3 separate regions of the Homo sapiens genome follow, and all the other regions are linked to region 1. The links are chromatin contacts, found by Hi-C or POLR2A ChIA-PET in ENCODE. All regions are on one chromosome and are shown on one strand. Each heading gives the region's core, a stretch centred on a gene start or an enhancer-like site at or near the end of the contact. The rest is flanking DNA. Distances are from core to core; before and after follow the strand shown. Region 1 holds the start of ACOXL-AS1 (ACOXL antisense RNA 1). Region 2 overlaps ACOXL (acyl-CoA oxidase like). Region 3 overlaps ACOXL (acyl-CoA oxidase like).

Region 1 (2,942 bases), core at 316-2,815:
AGGTGAACCACTAGAGACCTGCTCCAGTCTCCCCAGACTAGCGCCTTCGGTCCTGACCTGGCTGGCAGTAGGCCATGATTCTTGAAATTCAGTACAGTGAGACGGCGGACCAATGCTAGGCATCTTCCGCCTGGCCGCTGCGGAAAATCCATCTGCTGTTAACGCCAATGCCAAGGAACGCCGCGGATGCCCTTGGTTCTGGCAGCCACTGGAAGGCAGGGATAAGACATTCCCGGCGGATAGGAGAGGGAGATGCAAGTCAGTGTTTTGGAAGCTGCACTGGTGTATTTTTATTTCATTTTCCATGGCTTAGGTGCCAATGTATTTTTTTTTTTATTTTCAGGAAAAAAAGCTACCAAACTAATAAGATTGTTTTTCTAAAACTACACAAGGGCAGAGGGACGGCTTTCTTTTCTTCTGATCTACACATTGTACTCCATTTTTCAAGTTTTCGGCCAGTGGTAAATTTGTTTCACTCCCCAAATCACAGTAAATCCCCAGGTTTTCATGGTTTATTTTTACAGGTTTAACAACATCACTTACACCAGCCCCACCTTTGCCCTCACATGGTGGTCATGTCTGAGCCGCACTGATGTTGTTAAGATCACAGTTTCCCTTGCAGCAGTCCAAAACGCCATTTCAGGTTTTCAGAGCATTTCAGGTTTTCAGTGAGGTCCCAAGGAGGAAGGTGGAGGAAATAGGGGATGGGGAATATAGAGGGTAGGGATATGGTGGGGGAAGAGCATGAATTGTAATAGTCCAACAATACATCTTCCCTGAAAATGTGCTCTATTACACCAGTAATTTCTAATGAAAAACTTCATTCTTCACACACTGTGGTTAAGCATCATCAAATCAGTACTGAAAAGACCTTTGATCGTATTTGCAAGATGCACTAAAATGAACTTTCACTGACCAAGATTTCAAAGTTTGTAATTAATACTCTTGAAAAATCCCTGACTAATCTGTCAACTCTCAACGTCTTTAACCACACAGTTCAAAACCATGAGGTGGCGTACACAGCCCCTAAACTTTCCACATATTGTCATATGATTATTCAAGATAATTTTCCCTTTGGGTTTGCATTATGAAACTCAACCAACTTTGGTAATATATTCACCGGTGGGGGAAATACAATGATTTGAATGAGTGTAAAATAGAGTATGGGTTTTATCTATCTGGTGCCAAAAACAGAACGTAGGGCCAGAGGTAGGAATTAAATGAGGCAGATTTCAATATAAAGAAAATTTTAAAAAAATAAACTTGAAAAGGAACCCAATGGCTGGTGAAAAGGAGGGTTTCTTCACTCATAAGTGTTCAGGGAGTGTGCCCTCCAATGGCACCCTAGAGAAGAAAAATGAACTGGCTGTGAAGAGGAGTTGACTGCCAAGATTCTTTCTAAATCTAAAGTTCTGGAGCAGTTTAAAATACTCCTTCTAGCCTTCTCCATTTTTCCTAGACTGCAACAGAAACCTCAGAATGATTATTGTCTCAATGGACGGATCCGGCATCATTCCTGTTAGTTATTGTTTGACTCTTAGTTATTGTTTGACTCTGATTCCAGGTACCCACCCACCTCTGTTCCTGGCTGTCAAGATGATAATAATAATTACCATCCTTTCACTCACAAATGGTATGCTGGATTCCTACCCAGTGTTAGGTACAATTCTGGACTTTAGAGGTTTAATGGTACACACTACAGGAACAGGTCTCACATCGTGAAGCTGTTGAGGCGTTTTAAAAATTTTTAAAAATATATGATCTCTTTAATACAAAATAAACTTGAGAAGATAATATAGCATTGATTATTACACAGTTACAGTATTTTTATTACCAGGGGGTATTTTTATATGGGGCTAAGCAGTGTATTATTAAAGTTTAGTTTTGTTACCAAACATGCTTCCATACTATAAGCATAAAAATTGCACATAGTGTAGGGGTCCTCTGCCCTGCCAGTTTATGACCCATTTATGCTGGACAAAGTACTTCAAGCTTACCCATATCTTTACAAAGAAAATTCACCAGCTTTTGAAAAAGACAAATGAATAGGTATACTTTAAAAATAAAAAAGTATGAACAAGTTATAGGTTCTTGCAAAAACATTTTTTAAGGTCAAACCTAAACATGGGCACTATTGCTCTACAAGCAATAAGAATGTACAGTCCACTGGAAATAGCCAGTGAGTGGAATTTGAGAATATCTGCTTTAAAGAAAGCAGAAGCACTCAGCCCTCAAGGGATGACACTGTGTTTGACTATATTAATATGTATATTTGGGAGTGAGGGAAAAATTGTAACATCAGTTTGGCTTCCCACCTCCATCTAGTTGCAGTACTCAATTTATTTTTCTGCTCTTTTTGACTCTCCCTACAGTTTCCTTATTTCAGTTGGGAGAGTAGGATGGCCAAGGATGGGCAGTGACTAAGCTTTGCAGTCCTCTGAACAAACCATATTTTCCCAGCATGGCATGGTGTTAGTCCTATAATAGATGTTCAGGGTGGGAAGTGCCCAGTACACTTGGAGGGACACCCCAGCTATTCCTAGGACTCCATGCAGAAGGTTTTCCTGCCTCTTCCCATATGTCTCACCCCTGTTCTCAGCATAAGATGACCACATGCTGTTTTTTGTGAAAAATCCCTTACCCAAACTTGAAATGTCCCTTCATTAGCCCCTTTCGTCTGGCTACCTTGGTAGAGTCTTTTTCTCCATCCCTTTAATCTGGGCTGAGTTATGACTTGCTTTGCCAGTAGAATATGGGGAACATGTCACTGTGTGATTTCCAGAGTTTAGGCCTTAAGAAGCTTTGAATCCCCCATTATCACTCTCCTATAACCGTGAGAATACCTGCTGTGCAGAAGCCCAGTCTAGCCTGCTGGAGGACAAAAGGCCACGTAGAGATGGACCAAGGTGCCTTGGCCAACAGCCAGCACCCACTGCCAGATA
Region 2 (2,942 bases), core at 116-2,615, 310 kb after region 1:
CCAACATGCACTGAGGGCTTCCCTCTGCTAAGAGATAAGCCAGGGGCTTTGGATGTGAATCCTGATTCAGACCTCATTCACTCTTTCCACTCCTATTTGCTGTTTGTCTGCTATGTGCCCAGCCCTGTGTGTGAAGCTGAACACACAGCAGTGGATGAGGCTGGCAGGGCCCCAGCTGCGTGGAGCTTTTAGGCTAGTGAAGGAGACAGAACCCACCTATTGCACATGAGTTGCTACACTCATGAGTTGTAATACATGCTGCAAGTGGGGAGTCCAGTGCCTTGGGAACAGGTGTCAGAGGAACCACATGCAGGCTGAGGCCTTTCTGAAGAAGGGACAGTCATACAAGCTCTGAAATGTACATGAAAACAACCCATGCAAAAGGGGGGCATCCCCAGCTGGATGGTAGCACATGTAAGCCCCCTCCCACAGTGGCACAGGGGAGAGACAGAAATGAGGCCAGAGGGACAGAGGCCCAGTGGAGAGAGGGGGTACAGTGAGGAGTCATGAAGGATCCTGGATACAGAAACAGAACTTGGGCCTTGATCCTGGGGACCCAGGGAGTGACAAGGGGGCTGAGACAGTGCTGATATTTCACAACCACATCCATGTGTTCTGTGCAGGGGTCTCAAGGAGCAGAGCCCATGGCAGCAGTGTCACCCGGGAACCCAGAAATGCAGACTCTCCACCCCACCCCAGAGCTGCAGAATCACACATCCTGGGGGTAGGACCTAGCTACTGTGCAGCACCTAATTTACAAGATGAGCTTGTCTTAGCTAAAATATTTACCTCTGCGCAAAATCAACCCAAGAGAATGGGCCAGACCTCATTTACACTTCTCACTCTTTCAGGTGCCCAGCTTCCTCCTTCTGAAAAGGTTTCCCAGCCTCCCAGCACAGGCTGCAGAGGTCTCCCAAGCCCCCACTCCCTCCCCTCCCAAACACATTTGCTTCCTTCTCCTCGTGTTCTTGGTAATCACTTAATTTGGTGTGGCATTTCTGACACAAATTAGATGATGGTCAATATGGCAAGGCTTTAAGAGAAAACCTGAAAGTTCCAAGGAATGCCATGGAAATGAAAGAGAACCATGAAAAATATGACATTTGGGCAAAGTTTAAAATGACCGGGCACGCTCAGCCTTGAGTGAATGTCACTGTGGGGAGCTGCGGTGACAGTTTTTTAATACACAAGGAACGCACGTAGGAGAAACGGATCCATTTTTCCACTCATCAGCAAGAGCAGAAGGAGAAGGACCATCTTAGGTTTCAGCCGGGAAAACATATGTCATGTGTTTGAGCCATAGGAGAGGAAGAGCTGCCAAGAGGGCCGGTGAGATCATCCTCACCAGAGACGCTGGAGATGAGATCACAGCGGCCCGGGTCACTGTCCGGCAGGGTGCCTGGACCCTGCTGGCTCTGTGCGGGGTCTTCCCACTGCCTGACAATCCCATTGCCTGGCAAGGTCTGGATAGGCAGGGCAGGTGCTAACTCCGGGTTACTGTGGTTTGCTTCAGACACCTGGGAATTCAAAGGACACTATGCATCTCTGCAAAACATTGCACATTGCCTTGTTACTTGGAGGCGAGGGTACCCAGCATTTGTTTCATGGGAATGCCCATGTCTTCCTTTCCTTTAGCCAACTCCTGTCTTCCCAGTAACGGCAGCAGCAGCAACAAAAACAACAACAACAACCATCACACAAATAACAGCTGTCAGCTATGGAGCATCGCTCTGGGCCAGCGCTGCACACACACCCTTCACTCATGGCTCACCACCATCCTAAGACCCATTTCACACATGAAGAAACTGAGCCCTAGAGAGCGCTATGGCCTGTTCACGGCCCCAGTGCTGGTCATGGGCAGGATGAGGGCTGAGCCCAGGGCTTTCCTGCCCACGATCATGATCACGTCTCCGTGTTGCCGGGAATGAAGTCTGCACATGAGACAACCAATAAAGGAACTGATGCGAATGTGGCCCCCAAGACCCTCCTGGGCCTGGCAGGGGCTGGTCCATGATAACATCCAGTAGAACGGAGAACAGGAACCTTTTAGGAATCACCCACTGTGGCTCCTCTCCCTGGGACACCACCCCCACCCCGCTCCAGATCTGGTGATATTTAAAACCAAGGCCCTCCTGGAAGGCTCCCACCTCTGCCTGGTCTGGTCTGCACCACCCCACACCTTGCCCCACACAACCCCACTGTGGACCCCAATGAGCCTGCAGGGCTGCTGGCGGCATGGACGTCCTTCACACATCATCACCCCATCAAAACCAGCAAGAGTGCAAGGTTTCCCAGGAGCCTGCCTGGCCGCTGACCACCTTGCGTTTTTTATATGCGCCCAGCACTCTCCTCAGAGGGCCCCTGAGTCAGGATGGTCTGCAGGCTACTGCAATTAGAGGGGATATTGTGCAGAGACTGCTATCACAGCTTCAGCTAACCCTGCATCCGATGTTTAACCAATCTTCCCTTTCATGCAATCCTAGGCTCGTCTGGCTTTTCTATTTTTGCCTCTCTCTGGAGTCCTGAGGATGGCTGAAATGGCTTCTGTTGCAGACCTGAGGAACCAGTTTTCCTCGGCACTCTGATGCTGTCTGTGCTGGTGCCTTCACCACAAGGCTTTCTGGGGCCTCATTCAATATCAGACAGTTCAGCCAAGGGACCTGAGCCCCTCCTGACCTGGGACTTCAGACCTGAACACCCACCCGGCCCCACTGAAAGAACCACCACAAAACAAGCACAGGAACTGGGGTGCACGGGCGGGCACGAGGCCAGGCCGCGTACGCGTGTTGATGGCCACAGCTGTGCCCCCTCACAGGAAGCATCATAAGGGGAAGCCCGGGTCAGGACAGGCCATCTGTGAAGCGTGGCCGACCCCGAAGCAAGTAAAGCAGGGCTTTCCTGCTATTCAGACGACTCCGGACTGATGTCAGGCCTGGAGTCAA
Region 3 (2,942 bases), core at 293-2,792, 270 kb after region 1:
AGAAAAGACACATCCATCTGCTACATTAACCTCTGGACCCCGAAGGGCATTTACCCTTCTCCTAGCAAATCCACAGCCCCATGCCACGCTCTGCCATGAGATGCTGACAACCACCCTCGGCCCTCAAGAGTCTCACTAAGGAAAAGCATATGACTTGGGCACTCCGTGAATATTCATAGGCTGCCATTTAGGGGCAATATTTTGTGTTAAGGCCATCAAAAACGCAACCATCCAAAAGATGGCTTTGTTTTAAGATTATACCATTGGGGTTGAATAATTTCTTGGCAACCCTGTGTATATCTGGTTGGAGCCTCACTGTGAAGTCTGAAAAAGAGACAGATGGAACAGTCTACCAGAGAGCCTCAGTGACAGAAACAACTATTCCCTGGAAGGGGAAAAAAGGGCAGAAAGGCATTTTTGTTTATTTTTACAAAATTTGGAGGAAAACGGTCTCCTCAGCTGTCTCCACAAGATCAAACCAGCCCCAAATGGGAGTTGCTAGGTATTTGCCAACACTTGAAATCAAAATCCAATAGGCCTGATGGCTGTGGTTCTGGTCTTTTCCTCCCTTTTGTATTTCAAGATGGCAATTTCATTTGCTCATTGATGCTGCTTTTTCATTCAATAAGCATTCTGATTCATCTATGAACTTCAAACTCTGCTTCTAATCTAAATCAGAACACAAAAGTACACAACCCCTTCACTTCTTCTAGGCCATCTGGGCTCATTCTAAACAAAAACACGAGCACAGTCTCAGAATGAGTGCTTAATCACCCCGGGTCTGTACTTTGTTGTAAAGGCAGGCCTCCAATAGTCTAGCTCAGGACGGTCACACTGTGAGCAGTTCGATCACACGCAGGTTCCCCAACTCTCTCTTTCCCCGTCCAGCCCTCGAGGGGTGCCAGGGCCTCTTACGGGGCCGGTGACTATAACTCCCATATTAGGTTTGGGCACAGGCCTGAACAGGATGCCAGATTTAGCCTTTCTTAGGTGAGAAGCCAATAGAAAGAAGTCAGTTGTGGGAAAGAACTGCATTTAGACTTTGCTTAAGAGTCACAACTCTGTGGACCTCCATTTAACTATCACAGAACCAAATGGAAAATTTGCTTCCTTCTTCGTTTATTAAAGAAACATAACTAATGAAAAAACAAAGCAAAATCGTTGTGTTAGGAATTAGTTCACTGCTCTCATCCTCCACTTTCACGAGCTCTTCTTAGAAATACAAGCATAAGTGACATGTGCACAGATTCCACGCATTAGTTCACGTGTTCTCTCCAGTATCAGACAAGTGAGAGCCAAAGGGGTGATGCTCACCTCTGAGCCTGTTTCCTCTTTTATCTTGGCCCAGGGGCACTCACCAGGAGGGAGCAGCCTTCTTCACTCTGCTGCACTGCGTCAGGCAGGAAGAACATCTAAACTCTCTTTCAATCTTGCAGAAAGAGAAAAAAACAAAACACCCACACAGTGGGGAAATTGTTCCCCACTGTGTGGGTGATGGGGCCCCGAGAGCTGTTATCTGCAAAGGGCACTTCTGGGGGTTACCCAGCTGTCACCACTGTGTGGATTCCACCCAAAAACCTCAAGCCAAACAGTGGGGAATGAACATCAAGAGACAATTTTCCACTCTGTGAAAATGGCTTGACTTTACAAAAATAAATTAAAGCGCCATGATAATAAACGAAACATGAGCAGGACCTGTTGTTAAGCGCGCAGGCAGTCATGGCAGAGGCTCTCCTTGCTTGGTACATTTACACCATCGAAATATGATGATTCTTTCTCTGCTTCCTGACCCCTCAGCTCCCTACCCACATGCTCATATGAAGACACACACAAACACATACACCCCCCCCAACACACACACACCCCTCTATACCACAGACAGATCTGGAATAACTGGTCTAGCAAGAGTTAGAGGTGTCTGGGGTCAGCAGTGGAAGTGGTTGGGGTGGGCATGTGTTACACTGTGTGTGTGTGTGTGTGTGTGTGTGTGTGTGTGCGTGTATGCATACTTGCATGCTCACATGCGGGAGGATGGTCTCACCCTGAACGCTGTTCATTTGAATAAAGGAGAGCTAACAGCTGAAGCACCACTGCATATGCATGCAAACAAAATCAGGCCTCCTTTGGGCCTCAAGTCCTCTGTTGCCACACAAGAGCCCCTCCGGCTCTGAGGCAATCCTGCCCCCTCTGTGTCTGCAGCAGCCTGAGAGGCACTGCTGGCTGGCCAAGGGTACAGGATTTTAGTGACTTCTTTCCCTCCTCTGCACATTCATCGCCTTTAAGGTCCCCAAATCCATTCTTCTTCAAGAGTGAACCCATCCTCCCAGTATTGTCATTTTGGAACCACGTTTTCCTGTCCCCCTTTCCTTCATCCCCTCTTCTGTCTACTAAAGGAGTCTGCTGGGGCTTTCCCCACCATCTCTCTTGGTCCTGACGCCCATGTTAGAATTTTGGAAGCAGATCTGATCTGCTTCCAAATTCCAAATCTGGTCTTAGATTTAGAATCTAAAGTCTCAAATCTTGATGCCAAAGGTATCCCTACCCACACAAAGAGGACCCCTTCCCTCAACTCTGGCATCTGGGTTTGGGGTCAACATGACAAGGAAAATGGTAATCGATAGGAAAACAGTATGGCCCCTCCTCAAAAACTTAAACTTAGAGTTACCATAGGATTCAGGAATTCCACTTCTGGGCATGTACCCAAAAGAATTGAAAGCAGGGTGTCAAAGAGATATTTGTACATCCAAATTCATAGCAGCATTATTCACAGTGGCGAAGAGGTGGAAGCGACCCAAGTGTCTACTGATGGATGAATGGAGAAACAGAACGTGGCCTATACATGCTATGGAATATTATCCCACAGAAGGGAATGAAATTCTGGTACATTCTACAATATGCATGAATCTTGAAGAATTATGCTAAGTTAAATAAGGTAGTCACGA

The links. A loop is a pair of places that touch in the nucleus more often than their neighbours do. ChIA-PET counts read pairs that join two places held with the same protein, here RNA polymerase II (POLR2A). Pooled maps may share reads with other maps.
Region 2: a loop to region 1 is called in a map of psoas muscle, with 4 times the contacts of the local background. The contact joins the enhancer-like site here to the promoter of ACOXL-AS1 in region 1. A Hi-C loop is called at or near these places in 64 of 168 maps with a recorded cell type or tissue (B cell, CD14-positive monocyte, CD4-positive, alpha-beta T cell and 40 more), 37 of 37 single-sample maps with no recorded cell type and 44 of 50 pooled maps. POLR2A ChIA-PET finds 5 or more read pairs at or near these places in 9 of 52 experiments (CD8-positive, alpha-beta T cell, H1, MCF 10A and 6 more).
Region 3: a loop to region 1 is called in a map of naive thymus-derived CD4-positive, alpha-beta T cell, with 10 times the contacts of the local background. The contact joins the enhancer-like site here to the promoter of ACOXL-AS1 in region 1. A Hi-C loop is called at or near these places in 8 of 168 maps with a recorded cell type or tissue (B cell, CD8-positive, alpha-beta T cell, GM12878 and 3 more), 25 of 37 single-sample maps with no recorded cell type and 14 of 50 pooled maps. POLR2A ChIA-PET finds 5 or more read pairs at or near these places in 9 of 52 experiments (B cell, CD4-positive, alpha-beta T cell, CD8-positive, alpha-beta T cell and 6 more).

What each region holds. Positions count from the first base shown.
Region 1 is chr2:111,114,211-111,117,152 of GRCh38, reverse strand. ACOXL-AS1 (ACOXL antisense RNA 1) reads left to right here and starts at 1,565. Exons shown (of 4, transcript NR_122074.1): 1 at 1,565-1,633; 2 at 2,855-2,942. The region is part of intron 17 of ACOXL (acyl-CoA oxidase like); the gene reads right to left.
Region 2 is chr2:110,806,119-110,809,060 of GRCh38, reverse strand. All of the region lies in intron 9 of ACOXL (acyl-CoA oxidase like), which reads right to left. Among named protein-coding and RNA genes, the nearest start is that of ACOXL, 75 kb to the right of the region's middle. Within about 2 kb of position 1,365, at least 2 of the 41 ENCODE cell types and tissues checked have a DNase peak (open chromatin) inside an H3K27ac peak, as active enhancers do; they include gastrocnemius medialis and psoas muscle, where a contact is called at or near this core.
Region 3 is chr2:110,845,696-110,848,637 of GRCh38, reverse strand. All of the region lies in intron 10 of ACOXL (acyl-CoA oxidase like), which reads right to left. Among named protein-coding and RNA genes, the nearest start is that of ACOXL, 110 kb to the right of the region's middle. RefSeq lists an enhancer at 1,407-1,476. Within about 2 kb of position 1,542, at least 3 of the 41 ENCODE cell types and tissues checked have a DNase peak (open chromatin) inside an H3K27ac peak, as active enhancers do; they include CD4-positive, alpha-beta T cell, CD8-positive, alpha-beta T cell and natural killer cell, where a contact is called at or near this core.